Regions from separate parts of the Mus musculus genome. Here region 2 is linked to region 1. Evidence: chromatin loops called from intact Hi-C (ENCODE). Cell type or tissue: gastrocnemius. All regions are shown on one strand. Links, peaks and the distances in the headings refer to the core of each region. The heading gives the core; the rest is flanking DNA. Region 1 overlaps Pcgf3 (polycomb group ring finger 3). Region 2 overlaps Gak (cyclin G associated kinase).

Evidence for each region. Peaks named below come from ENCODE experiments on the same cell type or tissue, not always from the same donor. Only the 100,000 strongest peaks of a DNase experiment are listed, where the experiment ranks them.
Region 2: it touches region 1 in a loop (2.0-fold over the local background); 4 of 42 quality-filtered maps call a loop at or near these places.

Annotation. Positions count from the first base shown.
Region 1 is chr5:108,491,840-108,499,839 of GRCm38, forward strand. It overlaps Pcgf3 (polycomb group ring finger 3), which reads left to right. Exons shown (of 11, transcript NM_172716.5): 9 at 3,995-4,132; 10 at 7,788-7,868. Among named protein-coding and RNA genes, the nearest start is that of Pcgf3, 35 kb to the left of the region's middle. In gastrocnemius, for the core only: no CTCF peak of the experiment used is centred there; no DNase peak of the experiment used is centred there.
Region 2 is chr5:108,590,288-108,601,733 of GRCm38, forward strand. It overlaps Gak (cyclin G associated kinase), which reads right to left. Exons shown (of 28, transcript NM_153569.2): 12 at 9,167-9,216; 13 at 8,480-8,628; 14 at 7,574-7,696; 15 at 6,468-6,601; 16 at 1,911-2,105; 17 at 1,363-1,480; 18 at 858-937. Among named protein-coding and RNA genes, the nearest start is that of Gak, 34 kb to the right of the region's middle. In gastrocnemius, for the core only: no CTCF peak of the experiment used is centred there; no DNase peak of the experiment used is centred there.

The sequences.
Region 1 (8,000 bases), core at 1-8,000:
CTCCCCTGGCTTGCTCAGCCTGCTCTCTTATAGAACCAAGACTACCAGCCCTGAGATGGTCCCACCCACAAGGGGCCTTTCCCCCTTGATCACTAATTGAGAAAATGCCTTACAGTTGGATCTCATGGAGGCATTTCCTCAACTGAAGCTCCTTTCTCTGTGATAACTCCAGCTGTGCCAAGTTGACACAAAACTAGCCAGTACAATTGACCCCTTGTCAACTTGACACACAAAAACATCACTAGTAAGCCTCAACCCTTACAATCTTATTCATCCCCATTCTAAATAACTTTAAAAGTCCCACAGTCTTTACATATTCTTAAATTTTCAATCTCTTTAAAATATCCATCTCTTTTAAAATTCAAAGTCTTTTTACAATTAAAAGTCTCTTAACTGTGGGCTCCACTAAAACAGTTTCTTCCTTCAAGAGGGAAAATATCAGGGCACAGTCACAATCAAAAGCAAAAGTCAATCTCCAACCGTCCAATGTCTGGGATCCAACTTACGATCTTCTGGGCTCCTCCAAGGGCTTGGGTCACTTCTCCAGCCAGGCCCTTTGTAGCACAGGCGTCATCCTCTAGGCTCAAGATGCCTGTACTTCACTGCTGCTGCTCTTGGTGGTCATCTCATGGTACTGGCATCTCCAAAACACTGCATGACCCCTTCAGTCCTGGGCCATCAATTGCAACTGAGGCTGCACTTTCACCAATGGCCTTCCATGGCCTCTCACAGTGCCAAGCCTCAGCTGCTCTGCTCAACTCCTTCATGCCTTCAAAACCAGTACCACCTGGGTGACCCTTACATATTACCAAGTCCTGCTGCAGCAGGGGTACAACCTTGGACATCTCTGGAACACAGCCTCTTTGTGCTTTCAGAAAACACTTCCCAGAAGATGTCACCTCAATGATGCTGGTCTCTTCTTAATCACCGCTAATTTCTTAGCTCCAGCTAACCAGCATCAATAGTCCCAGTAATGCAAAGTTTTTGCTTTGGTAGTTCTGGTATCTTGTTAATCACAGCTGATTCTTCAGCCCCAGCTAACCAGAACTACAGAATCTTCACATTCAAAACAGCAATGGCCCTGAAAAGAGTCTTTAATTTTCCCTCTGAAATTTCACAAACCAGACCTCCATCTTCTGCAGTGTTCTCAACATTATCTTCCAAGCTCCTACACAACATCCGACAGAGCTCTTAACAACTGATGGTTCTTCAAGCCCAAAGTTCCAAAGTCCTTCCACAGTCCTCCCCAAAACATGGTCAGGTTGTCGCAGGAATACCCCACACTGCTGGTACCAATTTGTCTTAGTCAGGGTTTCTATTCCTGCACAAACATCATGACCAAGAAGCAAGTTGGGGAGGAAAGGGTTTATTCAGCTTACACTTCCATACTGCTGTTCATCACCAAGGAAGTCAGGACTGGAACTCAAGCAGGTCAGGAAGCAGGAGCTGATGCAGAGGCCATGGAGGGATGTTCTTTACTGGCTTGCCTCCCCTGGCTTGCTCAGCCTGCTCTCTTATAGAACCAAGACTACCAGCCCTGAGATGGTCCCACCCACAAGGGGCCTTTCCCCCTTGATCACTAATTGAGAAAATGCCTTACAGTTGGATCTCATGGAGGCATTTCCTCAACTGAAGCTCCTTTCTCTGTGATAACTCCAGCTGTGCCAAGTTGACACAAAACTAGCCAGTACACTCCCCAAGCTCTGTACAATGTTTGACCATGGTGTCTGCATCTGTTTCAGTTGGCTGCTGAGTGGATGTTCTCAGAGGACAGTTATGCTAGATTCCTGTCTACAAGTATAACAAAATATCATTATTAGTGTCAGGTTCTTGCCCACAGGATGGTTCTCAAGTTGAGCCAGTCATTGGTTGGTTATTCCCTCAGTCTTTGTCCCTGCAATTCTTGTAGGAAGGACAAATTTTTGGTCAAAGGTTTTGTGGATTGGCTAGTGTCCTTATCCCTCCACTGGGAATCCTGACTGGCTACAGGAAGTCAAACTGCATATCCCCTACTGCTAATGAAAAATATCACATAAACATTAAAAGCTTGTACTCCTTGCACTCAGGAGGCAGAGGCAGGTGGATCTCTGTGAGTGTGAAGCCAGTCTGGTCTACATAATGAGTTCCAAGACAGCCAGAGCTGTATACATATTAAGTCAGTCAGTCTCTCTGTCTGTCTGTCTGTCTGTCTGTCTCTCTCTCTCTCTTTCATAGCTACTAGAAAAGGCAGAGGCAGGCAGACCTCTGTGAGTTCAAGAGCAGCCTGGTTGTACATAGTTCCAGACCAACCAGAGCTATACGTAATGAAACTATCTCAAGAAGGAAGGAAGGAGAGAGGAAAGAAAATTTGAAACCTAAGAAAGCTGAGGATGTAGTTCAATGGTAGAACGCTTGCTTAGCATGCACAAGGCCCTACATTTCACACACTCTCTCTGTGTCTTGGTTTCATCTCGACTCGTGTCTTCTCTTCCTCCTCTTCTCTCCCTCCTCCCTCTCTTTCTCTTTTTCTTTTTTTCTCTCTCTGTACCAAAAAGGAAGGAAGGAAAAGAAAAGACCCAATGAAAAGACAAGCTGCCTAGCCTCCTGTATATGTTCCTGGTCTGTGCCCTCTGAATTCCCTGCTAGCTTAGGTAGGAGAGGAGCATCTACTGGCATTCAATGACAGAAAGGTCTTTACCTCTCTGGGACCACAGCTAGGCAAATCCTGACCACTCTGAGCCATGGGTTGACTCTAGCTCTGAGCAATTACTTGGGGGAATTGTCCCTAATCTAGATCTCTAATGCAAGTCTGGCTATGTGTTCCCCACATACTTTGCTGTTTGAAATTCTCTGGGTTATTTCTGCTCCAGCAGTCTGGCATCCTGGGGAGGCATTTCACTCTGGAACATAACTGCTGGTCCATCACGACTGATGGATCCTTCCTTCTCTATCTGCACTCCTTTTCTCTCCCCTCTCCTCCACCCCTGGACCCTACCTTCAACCCCCATTCTGGGAACTCAAACTCCACCTCTCTCTATTCCCCCCAGGAATTGGATGTCACCAGTTTTATTTAACCAGTAGTTTAAAATTGCGAGGTGAGGGTTACACAATAAAGACAGGTATATGTGAGGATCTGCTAGTCTTGGAGCAACCAGACCTTGGGGTACAGAATTTGGTGATGGAATACCAGCATCAGCAGACCAACCCCTATAGTAATTTCCTTAAGTGATATTTGAGAAAGGTTTTTGTCTTGAGCTAAGACTAATCTTCAGTTTCAGGCACCCATGGTGTTTATAGCTTCAGTGAATGTGTTTGCTGTTTTTAGAAGTTATGTTGTGTTTTTATGCCTATATAATGTTTTTTACTCAGTAACTTATGTTTAATTTTTACCTTTGTATCTACTGGGATCTTATGATACACATCTTGGTGAATTTCCTTTTTAATTCTTGTACCTGAATTTTGAGAAGCTTGAATGAACCTGTGTTAGAGGAGGGGCTTTCTCTGCAGTCCTAAGATAAAGCTTTGTCTCTCTGAAGCAGATTCCCATTTGCATTGCCCTTGACCTGTCTGATTCAACACTTAACTCCACATGTAGGTTTCTACCCCACACCATTACTCTGACCCTGAGCATTGGCACCCACAGAGCACCCTCGTGGTATCAAGCCTTCTGGGTCAAGAGCACTCCTCTGATTCCTTCACACACCTTGCTCAGTACAGGACTTGTCTGGACAAGGGCAGCCATTTGAGAACATGAGGGGACTCAGTGCCCTTGGCAAATACAGATACATAACTCTCAGAATGACCTACTAGTTAAGAAGATGAAAATTGACAGTCTAGCGTGTTTCTAAGCTTTACAAAGACTTTGAGGAGGTTTTCAAGAAGGTGTAAAATAACTGTGGTAAAACTTTTTGTACAGTGTTGTTCTGCAGACCAGTACTCATAGATGTAGGAGCTAGTGCTCATCCAGGAAAAGTCTGAGAGTGGCGGTCCTGACCTCTGACCTTTTCTCTTCTAGGTAAGCATCTGTCTGGAATGCAACAGCAGCAAACTACGTGGCCTCAAGCGGAAGTGGATCAGATGCTCAGCCCAAGCAACTGTGCTGCACCTGAAAAAATTTATCGCCAAGAAGCTTAACCTCTCCTCCTTTAATGAGGTAGCCATCATCCAAAGAGCTGGGGTAGATCATTCTTGCCTGTCTTGTTTATTAGAATGACAACACCACACACACACACACACCTTCTTTTTAACAGCCTTGTTCAAGGGTTGTTTTGTTTTTTAATTTTTAATTAACGTGTGTGTGTGTGTGTGTGTGTGTGTGTGTAAATGTGCAGTGATGCTTGCATGAAGATCAGAAGACAGCTTGCAAAAGTGAGTCGTCTCCCTCCACTGTGAGGATCCTGGCCATTAAGCTCAAAGGTTGGCAGGCTTGGTAACAAAGGACTCACTGAGCCATCTTGCTGGCCCCTTGTTTGGAAATTTGTTTTTATTATATATATTATATATACATATATATACATATACACATATATATATATACATACATACACACACACACATATATACATACATACATATACACACACACACATATATATATACATACATACACACACACACACATATATATATATGAATGTTTTACCCACATGTATGTATACCATGTGCATACCAGGTGCCCATAGAGGTGAAAAGAGAGCATCAGACCCCCTGGAACTGAAGTTACAGACACTTTGTTAGGCACCATGTGGGTGTAGGGTTAGGTGCTCCTAATCACTAAGCCATCCTTCTAGTCCCAGAAATGTGTGTTTAAATTTAATAATGAGTGGGTGGATGAGTGAATGAGAGATGGATATGACACTTAGAGGTTAAATTAATAACTGAAAATAAAGTAAACCAGAGACCCATAGCTTATTGTTGGGGCTCGAGGCACAGTCTTATGAGCACGTGTTCAGAAATTCAGACTGTGTAGCATTTGGTCAAAAACATAAGCAGGAGCTGATCCTGCTAAATCAAGGAAGGGTCAGCGATTTGAAGTGTTGCCTCAAAAGAGTTCTGAGGCTTTCTGGAAAAGGACTTGCAGGGCACATAAACCCTTGTTAAAACAAGACAAAGCCGGGCGGTGGTGGCACACGCCTTTAATCCCAGCACTTGGGAGGCAGAGGCAGGCGGATTTCTGAGTTCGAGGCCAGCCTGGTCTACAAAGTGAGTTCCAGGACAGCCCGGGCTCTACAGAGAAACCCTGTATAAAAAAAAAAAAAACAAAAAACCCCAAAACAAGACAAGCGCCAGTATGTTGCGGCAGGTGCATGTGAGTGGTGATTAGATAATTTGGAGAGTGGTATATAAAGCTGTGTTAGCCATTGAACCAGTATCCCAGCTGGAGCCTATGGGTATGACCCACGGGAAGAGGGTCTTGGCAGATTGTAACATCTTAGATTGTCTGCCAAACCTAAGCCCCATGAGAAGAATCCTGTATTAGTATATTAGCAATAGAGGAACATTTTAGATATAGATTTGGGGGAAGCTGGATAAGAAATAACAGAAGCAGAGTGATCTGATCACAAGCCCCAAGAAATCATGGGGCAAGAGGATCTTGTTATAGTCAGTATCCTCCAGATCCATGTGCTGAAAACTCCATTTCAGCCCAATGGTACTGGGAGGCAGAACCTTGGGGAAACGTTTAAATCACGACCTGTACCGGGGAATCTCTCTTCTGCTCTTATAACGTGCACTGACAACAAGTACCTACACTATGGCCAGCCTTCCAGCCTATAGCACACACTAACTAACTGTTAGATCAGTTATATTAACTATTAATTCACTCATATTAATATATGTTAATGTCTTATGTTAACTGTTCATCAGTCGCCCAATCTATGCTATTTGATTATAGCCACACTGCAAGACATTCCTGGCAGTCCTGCCACAGTGCTCTCTCAGAGCTGTGTATCAGACCCAGGAACCAGGGTTTTAGACTGTCAAGGGGCCCATGCTCAGCCCTGAGCCAACCACACGAGTGGCTGGGGAGGAGGTGGAAGACACAGAATGAAGACATGACTTTATACTAGCTACCAGGAGCCCACAGGAAAAAGCAAGTCTGGATTTTGTTTATTTGGGAAATAAGGTAGAGGGGGAGATGGGAAGGTCATTAGGAGCCTTGGATTGTGTGAAGGTATAAGTGTCCATCTTGACTTGAAGTGGCTTCTAGGCACTGTGCAGAGCTAGAGACATCAGGAAGTTCAAGGGGAGACTGCCTTCCACATGCAGGAACATTCTCCATGGGGACCAACAAGAAATGTGGCATTTTCATTGCAGGTGGATCTCACACTGCTCTCAGAGCTCTGCAGTCCCTATGTGTGTGACATGTGGGAGCATTGTCATAGACACTGAACACTAAGGGCCAGTCCTGAGAGCTGCTGTAGTGTGAGGACATCATGCCTTGCTGGGCACAGTAGCTTATAAGCAGCCTGTGTATCACACAGTAAACACCATTTGGTGAAGATGACAGCAGACAGTTGAGCTTCACGGACCCAGAGGCTGCTTTTCTACTTATCACTCTCTCAACAAGAAACACACTCTTAAGTGGTTGTGAGAACAACATTTGTCCCCTGCCTAGGGAGATAATAAGACCACTGGAGTCATTACTTCACACACTCATGGAAATACAAATTTAAAGTAACAGTGAGACATCACCATGCACCTCCTCAAGCACCCATGTGCACACTGTATAATGGAGGGCCAGTGCTGGTCAGATGAGCCTGGAACATGGAGGGCCAGTGCTGGTCAGATGAGCCTGGAACATGGAGGGCCAGTGCTGGTCAGATGAGCCTGTAAGCACTAGGCTTCAGACAAGAAGACACAGAACCATGACTAGGTGCAATTAGGAATAGGCCATTGTCAGGAAGATGACAGCCAAACCCCTCAGAGGCTGAAGCACCGGAGACATCATTTACATGCTATAACAGTCTAGTCTCAATCGAGCATGTGCTGTGTAAGATGAGGGTGAGGGAACCTTAAACTGCCGTGTAGTAAAGTCTGTTAAATAAGTGAGAAAAAGTCTAAGGGCACATTTCCCCCACTGCATTAAGAACAGGATGGCCAGGGGTAAGAGATAGTAGGTGGGGTTGCACTGTGAAACCCAGGATGGTGTAGGCCAGCGAGTGTACAGTGTACATCAGTCCCTGCAGTTGTATGTAAAGAAAGCCCTGTATGCTCTGTGCAGATAAGGTCCTGTGTGCTATGTTGGACCAGGATGTGTTCTGCGTGTTAAGAGAAACTGTCTTATGACTTCTTTGTTGTGCCATCCCACATTTCTGTCTGGATAACATGGAGTCATTGCTATGACTGGCCAAATTGTTGATGATAGGCCCTTCAAGGGTCAGTAGATGAACATACAGACTTACTTCTTAGGGAGGACAGTGACTTAAAGTACAGGAAGTGGGGACCCAGGGAGGGGGCTCACACATAATGTCTCCAGAACTTCATTAGAGAAACCCAGAACCAGGGTAGGGACAGGGCAGGTATCAGTGATGCCCTGAGCAACCAGGTTAAGTCTCTTCAGACCACTGCAACACAGCTATGAAGTATGCTACTGCCTTTGACCTCTGAAGAAATTTTGGGTTTAACAGAAATGCTCTTTCTGTTATAATTTGTGCTTGCAGCTGGATGATGCAGTTAATGAGTAAGCAGACAGCCTATGTTCTCACATGACTGGGGAGGGGTTTGTTTCAGAGTATTGTTTGTATTATTACTCTCAGCCTCAGGTGAAAGGTTGAACGTGCACCTAATCAAAGCCTCTCTCCCACCAGCTGGACATTTTATGCAATGAGGAGATCCTGGGCAAGGACCACACTCTCAAGTTCGTGGTTGTTACAAGATGGAGATTCAAGGTGAGACTGGGTGGTTCTTTTGAATACCAGAGTTTTAGATAGACTCTTGATCCTTACTTGCTGTACATGTCTTTTATTTGCAGACATTGCTGTGGAACAGCTGTCTTTCTGGATCCACCCACCCAGCCAGGG
Region 2 (11,446 bases), core at 1,632-9,631, 100 kb after region 1:
AGAGTAAGGTATTACTATCAAAAAGATACAAATGCAAGAGATTAGCAAACACCATATATACACCTACATAGTCTCCTGGAGTTGTGACCTGTGGCATGCTCTGTCTAGTGCTTCCACTGGGGGAATGCAAAGAACAAGAACACAACACGGCAGGGGGCATAGCCCTGGTAACTCTCTGCTCATGCCTGGAACCCTCATTTCCTTTTACCCAGGGCTGATGAATGTGCTTGATGATGAGGAGAGTCCACCAGCAAGACCCACACAGGTGAATCTGAAAATAGATCATGATGCTTATAGGCGATACCAACAACCTTGAAGTGGTCAGTGATGCCAGCTGTTTACCACAAGCTAGAGCCTATTGCTAGAACCCAATATACAGATTACTATCCCACAAGTCCTGTCACCTAAGGAGTCATTCTTCTGTAGTGTCCTCTCCTATGTTTGTCTATAAAAGCAGACTAAGTTTCTAGAAGGTAGGACCAGAACATTATTTCCCAACACTGTACTGAGCAAAGAAACAAATATAGAGTAAACTTTGCTACACCACTGGTTGGTTATACCACATCCAGACTTAACTGGCTAAATTCTAAAAAATAATAAAAAAAAAAATGCATAAGGTCAGTCCAAAGGCATCATGTACCAAGTGGAAGATAACTTGGGTCCTTCGTAAACTGTGAGGGACAGGAAACACACACAGGCTCAGGGCCCAGGTTCAGCTTTACAATCAGCATCACGTGGTAGGTCTCTCACTTGCTAGCCTTTTTTTTTTTTTTTGACTGACCCATATGCATGTGTTCAGCTAGTGGTTCTGGGTACCTGTCCCTCTCCAACAGCAGCACAGTGCAACACCAACATACTTTGCAAATTTCACAGTGGTTGCGTTTCGAGGCACGAACCCAGTGTGGAACTGGATCTGGAACATTTTCATGGACGCCATCTACAAGAAGACCAGCAGGAGACGCATTCAGAGTGCATACTAACTCTGGATCAGAGTTCTTCCCCAAGAATATGAGCTGCCAGATTGGGTCCAACTAATCTGTCCTTCTCAACAGAATTCAAGGACAGATAGGGTGACACTATCTGGAAGCTGGGCCCTGCCAAATGCTTGGTGTGAGTAGAGAAGATGCCCACATAGGGGCTAGAGCAGCTTGGGCTGAGGCAGGAGAGGTGCCGAGACTAAGTACAGACAGCTCTTTATGAAGATTACAGCTTATGCTCAATGGGGAAATTCTGGACCTTGCAGGCTAAAACTCCCTTTGCCCTGTGAGCACTGACGACTGGCACAAACACTTATGGAACAACAGCTTGTAGCTCACTGGGTCGTAAGGTCAATGCAGAGGCCAAGCACATAGTACCACTCACCTTAGCCTGCAGCCTCCCTCCCAGTGTGGCCCTGGCATGGTAGATGATGATGAGCACGTCTCCTTGAACTGTTACGCCCAGGGGGATGACAGCCTTGCCATCCTCAATTTTAAATTCCCTACAACACATCGAGACATTGGCTTATGTAATTATAAACAAACAAACAAACAAACAAACAAACAAACAGAGAGCTCTAGATGTTACCAAACACTTGAATTCATACCTTCTCTGGATGTTTATGTACCAAGTTATACCAAGAAGCCACTCTTTTTTTTGTTTGTTTGTTGAGACAGGGCTTCTCTATGTAGCCCTAGCTGCCCTGAAACTTGCTCTGGAGAACAGGCTGGTCTCAAACTCAGAGATCCACCTGCCTCTGACTCCTGAGTGTATACACTCTTGTTCATAACTCCTCTTTCACCACCCTCAGCCCAACATGAAATCATTTGTACCTAGCACAGGTCAATCAGAACACAAGGTAGTTTCTGCTTCAGAAGTTTGCAAGTGGACTCAAAACAACAAGGGATGAGAAATCCCAAATCTGTACTCACTTCATTCTGTCATATTCCTGCGACGTGGTGGTGACACGCTCCTCTCCAACGTAGACCTCACAGAACGGTCGGCAGCCATTCCTCTGCTTGCTGAACAGTGGCACGGGGGTCATGACAACAGATTTCACCAGCATTGGCTTGCTATGGGGCGTGATGGGCTCCTCTGCCACCATGTCACATACATATTCAATGTACCTAAGGTAGACATGCACCTGTCACCCAAGCATGTGATAATTCCTCAGGGGACAGAGACATCAGACATTTTTCCTTCTCAAATATAAGTAATGCCATAAATCTCCCTTTGAAGCTTTTAGTTGTTCTTCAAAAATCTGATACCATATTTTTAAATCCCTTGAGATTTTCTTTTTCATCTATGATTGTTTAGAAGAAGTTTCATTTAAAAATATCTAGTGTTTTCTAGATTATGTTAATGATTTCTTGTCTTATTAACCCTTAGGGCTGAGAACATATTTTGCATGTATAATTTCAATATAACTTTTTTTTTTTTTAATTTAGGGGCTGGAGAGATGGCTAAGCAGTTAAGACTACTTGCTGCTCTTTAGAGGACCCAAGTTTAATTCTCACACCCACATCAGACAGCTCACAATGACCTGTATCTCCAGTACACACACACACACACACACACACACACACACACACACAGAGTCGTCAAAAAACAAAACCAAATTTGTTGAGGTTTAACTAATGGTTCAAAATGCTGTTGCTTTGATGTTCCACATGTATTTGAAAGAAGTATATCTTTCAATTTATGGTGAAATATTCTACAGCAGTCAGTCAATGCTATGGAGTCACTGATTTTGTGTGTACTTATTCTACTGACTACTGACAGAAGGATGCTAGGAGTCTATGTCATCATTTTAAGATTCATTTTCATTTTATGTATGCCAGTGTTTGTCTCCATGTATACTAGTCTACACACCACTCACACACCTGGTGCCCTGGGAGACCATAAGACCTGGAGCCCCTGGGACTAGAGCTGTACATAGTTGTGAGCCACCATGTGGATGTTAAGAATTGAACCCAGGTCTTCTCTGCAAGAACAGCAAGTATTCTGAAACACTTAGCCATTTCTCTAGCTTTGCCACATCATATAAATTTTGATTTATTTTAAGACAAAAGCCACATAACCCAGACTGGCCTCAAACTTCTTATATAACTGAAACTGGCTTTGAACTCTTGCTTCTGACTTCCAAGCACTGGGATTACAGATATGTGCCTCTATACCCGGTTGTTTGTTTTGTTTTGTTTTGTTTTATTCTGTTTGTTTTTTGAGCTAGGGTTTTGCTATGCAGTCCAGGTGGTCTTGAACTTACGGTCATTCTACTCCTGCCTTTCCAGTTCTGAGATGCTCAGCTTGAATTTATTTTGAATGATGATAGAGCTGCTCTTACTTTCTTTTGGGGAGTGTTGTAGTAGGACATCTTTGTGTCAGGCTCCCTCCCACCAATTGTGTCTCCTCTGTCAGGGGACAGGGATGAGAATCAGCTATCTTCTTCAACCAACACGGGTGAAGGGATGCAATTCTCCTGTAGACTTGTCTCAGTTGCAGGAGACAGGAAACTGTGGAAGCCACAAACTTAAGTCTGTGTTCACATGATGATTAGCCAAAGGCAAAAGGAATGACGGTATGCACAGATGAGTCTGGAAGTAGAGCCAAAATGAAGGGGAAACAAGCTCTCTTGGATATCAGAGGTTGAATCTTCACCTGACAATGTGGCTGGGCCCCCAAATGCAGCCTGTGACCAGAGTAGGACCTGTTGTTGGTGTGTAGGACAATCCATAGGCCCTACAGCAACAGGGCCACTGATGCAGACTGCTCTCTGTGCTGCTACATACTTATCTCTTCAGTGTCCATATCCTTGTTCTTTGACTGGAGCTCTTAGATTCTTTGTGCTCTCAATGCCAACATGCCATGGACTAAAATTTGTATTTTCTTCTATTCATGTTCTTGGCTTCATTTTTCTTCTTTAATTCACTCTGGCTAAATAAACATTTTTATGCATTCATCTCCTTTCTTCCATTGACTTATTAATCACTGTGCTTAAAACAATCTTCACATCTTGCATGGTGGAACACACCTTTAAGGCTAACATTTGTGAGGCCGAGGCTGAGTGGCAGAAAGCTCTCTAAGATTTTGAGGCCAGTCTGGTCTTCGTAGCAAATTCCAAGCCAGACAAGGTTACATAGAGAGGTTACATGTCTCAAAAAAAAAAAAAAAAAAAAAAAAGATGTGTAGGATCTCTGTGAGTTCAAGGTCAGCCTAGTCTACATGTGAATTCCAGGACAGGCAAGGCAAAGTAGAGAGTAACCTTGTCTCAAACAAACAAACAAACAAACAAACAAACAAACAAACAAACAGGAGGATAGGGAAGGGAAGGGAAGGGAAGGGAAGGGAAGGGAAGGGAAGGGAAGGGAAGGGAAGGGAAGGGAAGGGAAGGGAATTCTTCATTTGTTGGCCAGGGGTTTCTGACAGTCTGTAATTCATGCTTTCCTTTCTTGCAAGTGGCTTCCTTCTCGCTGCCTCAGATTGTCTGTGTTTAGGATATTCAGGATGGAGTAAGAGGATATGCAAGGATTGTTTCTTTTTAGTTCTGCTCCTGTTCTCAGAGATTTCTGGGCCTGTGGCTGTAGCGCTGTGAATCCTGGAGATGCTTATGTATTCAGTGTTTCGTTCTCCACTTAACTTTCCTCTGGTATTCATTTACACAAGATTGGTCATTTGCAACAAACCATTGGTTTCTGATCTTTTGTTAGTTTTCAGGTGAGCAACACCTGGTGATTTGTCTTTCAGATCACTGGTTTACTCCTGATAGTCAGAGTCTACCCAAGAGTCTGAGATTCTCACACTACTACTATGTACACACATCTCAATCTTTGTTTTCCTTGCTAGGGTCTCTGGCAGACTCATCAGCTATTTTAAATTTCTTTCTGAATTCCAATGTACTCTTTGGTTCTGTCTATTTCTCTCAAGACCCAAAGGGCCAGACAATGCATATATTTCCCTCCCCTTGTTTTCTGGAGACTGTGGAGAATAGACATTAAGGCACAGACACTGTTACAATACCCCAAAGCTTTACCCGTGACCACCACAGTATTCTGAGTCTTCTCATATGGTATCCAGCCAAATCTGTCCTGACAGCAAGTGCTTCATCTCCCAGTGACCTTTAGATCTAGGGCAAGTTGATGGCGTGAGGGTCCCAGTTTACAATGGGTTTTAAAGCGGACAGATGTGAAGTTGCCGCAGTAACTGTTAGGACATGAGTGACACTATGTCAGTGTACCTCCACGAGACCCGAGGATTCATGGTAGAGTACCAAAGACACTGTCTTGTTTTTGCTTCACATACTCAGTATCTCTGCTGCTCACACCTCCTGCCCAGTAGGACCCAACATGTGGAAAACAGCTAAGAGCTCAATTGCTGAAATCCTTCCAGCCACCCCTAGCAGAGGCTAGAATGGGGACACAGATGCAAAGCCACTCTCATGTGACCTGAGAAACACACCTCCATCATGACTCTACCAACCAGGCAGTAAGCAACTAAGGTGGGTCCCATTCATAAGAGAATTGTGCACATCGGAAAGAGTACTAATTACTCCCATTGACAAATATGGAGCCCCTTACTGGCTCGGACCTTTGCCTCATCCATATTGGCTTGTTGTTTGATGTTCCACCCACCCACTTTCTTAGAGAGGAGGTTGATCCATGTTTTTCCAAGTACTCATTAAGACAGAGGGAGTTTATGATGGATGGACAGTGCCTCTCCAGACCTGGACTTCCAAATGAAAGTCTTGCTCTAGGGAAATAGGAAATACATGAATGGACATAGCTGGTAAATGTGGTAGTCCCATAGTGAATGGACAAGGGACAAAGCTAGGCAGAGCCGCATTAATTTGCTTCTTAACCAGACATGACAGCTCATATCTATAATATCAGCACTAGGGCATTGGCCTAAGTTTGAGACCAGTTTAGCCTACACTGTGAGTTCTAGGCCAGGCTAAGCTTCAGGTTGGATTCCTGTGTCAAAAAAGACAAAAGGAAAAATAAAAGAAATTGATTTCTTTACACTGCAGGTGAATGACCTACTTATGGCAACAGGAATGTCTGAGTGAGTCTTATATGCAATTTTGTGACCGCAGGGAAGCAGGGTAATAACACTTCACATTTGAAAGTGTGAAGGTTCACGGTGCATTACCAAGTAACCTCCCAAGTCCACATACGTTTAGATCCCACAGAACAAGTGGGCACGTAAAGTTCACACATTTACTGGAGCATCCGGTACCCAAGCCCTCAACAGGAGGCTGCCACCACAAGTCAGAAGCCACCACAGCTTCAGAGTTTCAGCTGAATGCCAACTATGGCTTGTACTTGTTAGGCACCTGTGGGCACAGGTCTGAGGATGAGCTGGAAAGCACAGTGATACTAACTTGGCCTTCAGCAAACTAGACCTGACTGCAGGTCCGACACCGTGAAGGCAGCAGCACTTCAGGGCCAGAAGAGCTGTGGGCATCATTGACCCCAGCAAGGGTCACCTGGTACCTTTTGTGGGATGGCCAAATGCCTGGTGGGCAGCGCTTCATGCTGAACATGTACACAGCAGCCTCTGCAGTGCTGAAGAGACGGCAGAAGCACAGGAATGCACAGACTGCCACAGCAGATGCAGCTCTCCCATCCTACAGTGAAGAAACACTTCTTTTACATATAGGCCCATACACAGAAAGGATGAGGACTCACAACAGCTCCTATAAACCTAACTATCTGTGTGGCTAAGGGAAGGATCTAATGCCAGGCTTATTTAGGATACATTTAGGAACATATATAAATGTGCTTCATGCAATGAGAATTCAGAGCCCAGAAGATAATAAAGAGTCATTAGCAAAGTACACAGGTCAACCTCCCACTCAGTTTCAAGTTGGCCTTCTAGCCTCACCATGTTCAATCCCTTCCCGAGACCTCTTATCATCTTCTTTCTCTACACTTGTGTTACTGAGAACTGAGCCTAGGACCTCTTACATGCTATCTAAGTGCTGTACTCCCAATGCTCTTTCACTTAGTAAGAGTCAGGCTCTTACTACGTTGTTTAGGCTGACGTTTACCTTGTGATCCTTCCGCCTCAGCTTCCCAAGTAGCTGAGATTACCGGCCAATATTACCAGGCCCATCGTACTCATAATTACAGTTGTGCCAGATGTGGTAGTACATGCCATTAACTCCAGCACTTGGAAAACTGAGGCAGATGAATCTCTGTGGGTTAGAGGCCAGCCTGATCTACATAGTGAGTTCCAGAAAAGCCAGACCATATCTCAAAAAAATCAAAATCAAAACACAGTTGCAGTAAAGCAGAGCTGAGCCCTGAGTGTACTTCCTGTTGGATGTCACACTGTGTGCAAGGTATCCAAGTCTTTCTCCCTCATTATGTAGTTAGGAAAACTTAAGGTAAAAATTCCAAGATTCTGGAAATGCTGGATGTGCTGCTTGGATCACCAGAAAAGAGCCCTTATGAGTGCTACTCATCCCATAGAAGTAGGAACCACCAGGGAGGGGTCTGTGTCCATCAAGCCCAAAGCTCCAAGCACAGAGGTCTTCCCCCATTATACCCAGGACCAATGTTGCTTTGGTTCAGTATATGCATCTAACACAACTCACCATGCAATGCACAACACAGACGTTCCTGTGGTCTTCCCGGAGCCAGGCATGCATGCTCCTACATAGAGTATACAAACTGTGGAGATGTGGTGCCCGTCTGACTGCCCAGCCACACTCAGTGACCTGTAGGGGAAAAAGTCCACTCAGCTAAGTTTCTGCACAGTCCCAGGGAACCTGGCTGGCATATCCACAGGGTCACTTTGTCTTTGCCTACAACACTGTTCATTTTAAAAACAATTTTCTTTTTAACCTCTGTGTGCCCATGTATATGCATACACACAAGTGCCACAGAGCATATGCATGTGGAGGACAGAGGGAAACTAATAAAGAGTTGATTCTCTCCTTCCACCACTATGTGAGCCTGACAGAATGAACTTGGTTGTCAGGCTTGACAGCAGATACCTTTAGCCTCCCCCTCTTCCCGTCCCCATATAATTGTCCTTTTTGCCTGATTCTATAAATGTGGTGGCCTGAAACTCTGAGCATCTTCCTCAGCTGGGGTTCTCATTTGACATCCCTCTTAGCTAGGAGTGACCTGTGCCATAGGAGTGTTTCACTGATGCTGCACAAAGAACTACCTTTTCCTGTGCCAAGGGGAGAAAGACACCCTAGTTTCTTGGGAAGCAAAACTCTTCTCAAGGTTTCTCTCTCTCTTTCTGTGTGTGTGTGTGTGTGTGTGTGCGCGCGCATACGCATGCACACATAGTGTAACATTTCCTTTAAACTCTGGGATATCTCCACCCCTGGCCACACCTCGAGCCCTAGCCTCTCTGGCAGCTGCTATGGTCAGCTCCCTGCAGTCGCCTGGCACTGTCCACATCAGCCTAGTGCAGCTCCATCACTTAAAACTGTACTTAAGTGGGGAAAATGGCTCAAATCATAAAAGAAGAGTTCAAGGCCACTTACCCGGTTGTGAAACTTGGAAGCCCGGTATATCCTTGGAGAAAGGTTGTAGACAGCATAATGTCCTGGATGCTTAGCATCCAGAAACATTCGCACATCCTCTATATTGTTTTTGATTGCAGACTCCACACCTTCTGCTGGGAATGACATCACTGAAACAAAGCAGGCCAAAGTTAGACACTAGGGGATTGCCCTCTTGGGCTGGGCTCACCTCCCAGCCAGGTAGCTGGCCAAACATAGGCTCTTCTCATCCTCTTAAAGTCTCCCATCCTATGTAGTGGGATGTATATAAACTACAGTATGAGAAACATTACAAAGTTAACTACAGATGTCTGGGAGAGCTTTCCCAGTTACCTGATATACACCATGGTCTTTAGGAACACCAGCTTTTCTCATTATAGTTTGCCTAGACTATCTCGTTTTAAATGTATATGGTCCTACCATTACTCTCTCTGTATCCTCAGAGTTCCAGTCATGCCAGAAGCTGACACTGGCCTTGTCTTTTTCACTGACCAGGAAATATGCTCAATATATGTAACCTACCCTCCACTCTTGGGGTAATTCTCCAGGTCAAACCTCAGATGGATCCATGGCTATCAAAGAAGCTAAAGAGGCACCTTGCACCTTGGCTACTTCCACTGATCCTTTGTCTACATCCCCTACAGATGTCTATCATCCAATTAGACATACCTGCAATCCTGGATGTGATGTAAGATATGTCCAGATCACCCTTTGCATAGCTGGAATAGAAAGAACACTCAATTGGAATGGAATTGAATGGAATGGAACACTTAGCTATAAAAACTTTAAGAAGAGCCTATGTCCTAGAATACTGAGGCAACCTTGCTTACAGGTTGTATCCTCTAAGTAGTGTGCATGTGCATGTCTTGTGTAAGACTGCTGTGTAAGCTGACAACCAATGAAAAGTGGAATAAAAGCAGAAGAGAGCAGCCCATGGAAAAGCTCCGGCCATCTTTTGCTTTCTGAAGTGTTCTCCAAGGCAAAAACATTGAGGGCTGATCCTGACCAAATAGTAACTGAAGCAGAACAGTAAGTAGCATCAACCATTGGTCCCACTGCTCCAGGGGACTGGATAGGAACATAAGAGAGCACACCCTGTGCCCTATGAAGATCCGAAAGGAGACAGAAGACACTGCTGGAGGGGAAAAAAAAAAGACATCCCAAATGACCAAGATATATTACTGCTCATGGCCACCAAAAAGTCTTAGAAACCAATCCCCTAAGTTGGTTTACACAACTGAAAAAAATATAGATCAAAATCTAACTAATTTTGCAAGAACTTGGCAAACTTATTCAACAATTCCTCTCAAAAAACCAGTTATGCCAGAACAGCCACGTTTCCTTGGAAAGGAGGGAGGTGGGGGTGGGGGGTGAACATTGTTGCCTAAGTATTTTGAGTACTACACTATAGCTGGGCAGTGAGGTCAGACAGGAAAGTCAGAGACAGAGCTGAGGTAGGCACACTTGGCATCAGCAGAGTCACCATGGGGCCATTACAGAGAGCCAGGTGGAAAAAAGAACAGACATACACTATACATTCACTGAAGTAAAATCTGATTAAGGCAATCTTAACACCTTAAAATGTCATTTGAACCTATTTAAGTCAGGTTCACTTCGGTTACACAGGACTCCCTGAGACATAAACCAGGACGTACTAAAATGCAGCTTTATCTGGTGCTAACATTTCTGTGGCGAAAGGCAGTTAAACAGACAAGCCACAGATCAGAACTAACTAGTTCTAATCTATTTCTTCACAAAAACAATTAATAACCCAGTAGTATCCAAGATACCAGATATCAGTGATATTTGTCTTTAACTCTGAAGGTAGAGACAGATTTCAGACCAAGGCCAGCCTTGTCTACATAGTGACTTTCCAATCAATCAGGGCCATAAAGGTAAAGAGTGCAGGCTGCAAATATGCAGCAAATGGTGGCATGAAAAGAACCTAGCTGTCCCTCAAGGAAGACAAGTGTGCCCAGCATCAGGTCAGGTATAGGAAAGCAAACCTAAGACACTTGGTACACAATGGGTACTGAGTATCACTTAGGGCTCTACACAGTATACTTTAACCTCTAACCCACTTAAGAAAAATCCAGGGACCCTGACAGTTCATCTCTGGGCACAGGTTCAAGGGTATACAAATTAGAGTTGTACTCAGCACAGACAAGAGTAGCCCAGACCGTGGCTTCTAGGACATGAAGCAGCTTCAGGCAACCAAGACAACCTGAAGCGATCAGTTCTGCCACCTGTCACCAAACTTGGGCACCTTCATTGATATAGTCAAACAATGATGTGTTTGCTGCTACATGTAAGTCCATTTAATAAACATAGGAGTTTATGGAACTCTTATCAGCCATGTCTACTCTGTAATCCACAGGCTATATGCAGCCTCAAAGATAGTTATGCATAAAGCTCGACACAAAAATCATAAACTTACTTAAAACATCACGAGTTGCTTCAGTTTTAAAGTTTATTATAGACTAATAGTTGTAAGAAAGAGGGCCATGCCATTTGAGTTAGGCATGGAGGTCAGGAACATGGCAGACAAGCAGGCATATGGTGGGAAGTGAAGCCTTTGAGAAAGTGAAAAAAGCCCAAAGTACTACAGAAAGCTTTGGAAAACATCTGAAAGTAGGAAAGAAGGAAAAGTTATGCCTAAGTCTATATTCAGAAAGATGGGCAGACCCAAGAGAACCAAAGGGTGACACTGGAGTAACTGCCTCACTAGACCTTTTGCAATGTGGACTAAATAACTATTAGATTATTGGCTTTTCTGTCATGAGACAGTCAACACCGGACTATCTGGACTATAGCCTGTAAATCAATCTAATAAATAAATAAATATATAAATACATAATATATATTCATATATATATAAATACATAATATATATTCTATCAGTTCTATTCCTTTAAAGAACCCTAACACAGAGATCATATCACAATATCA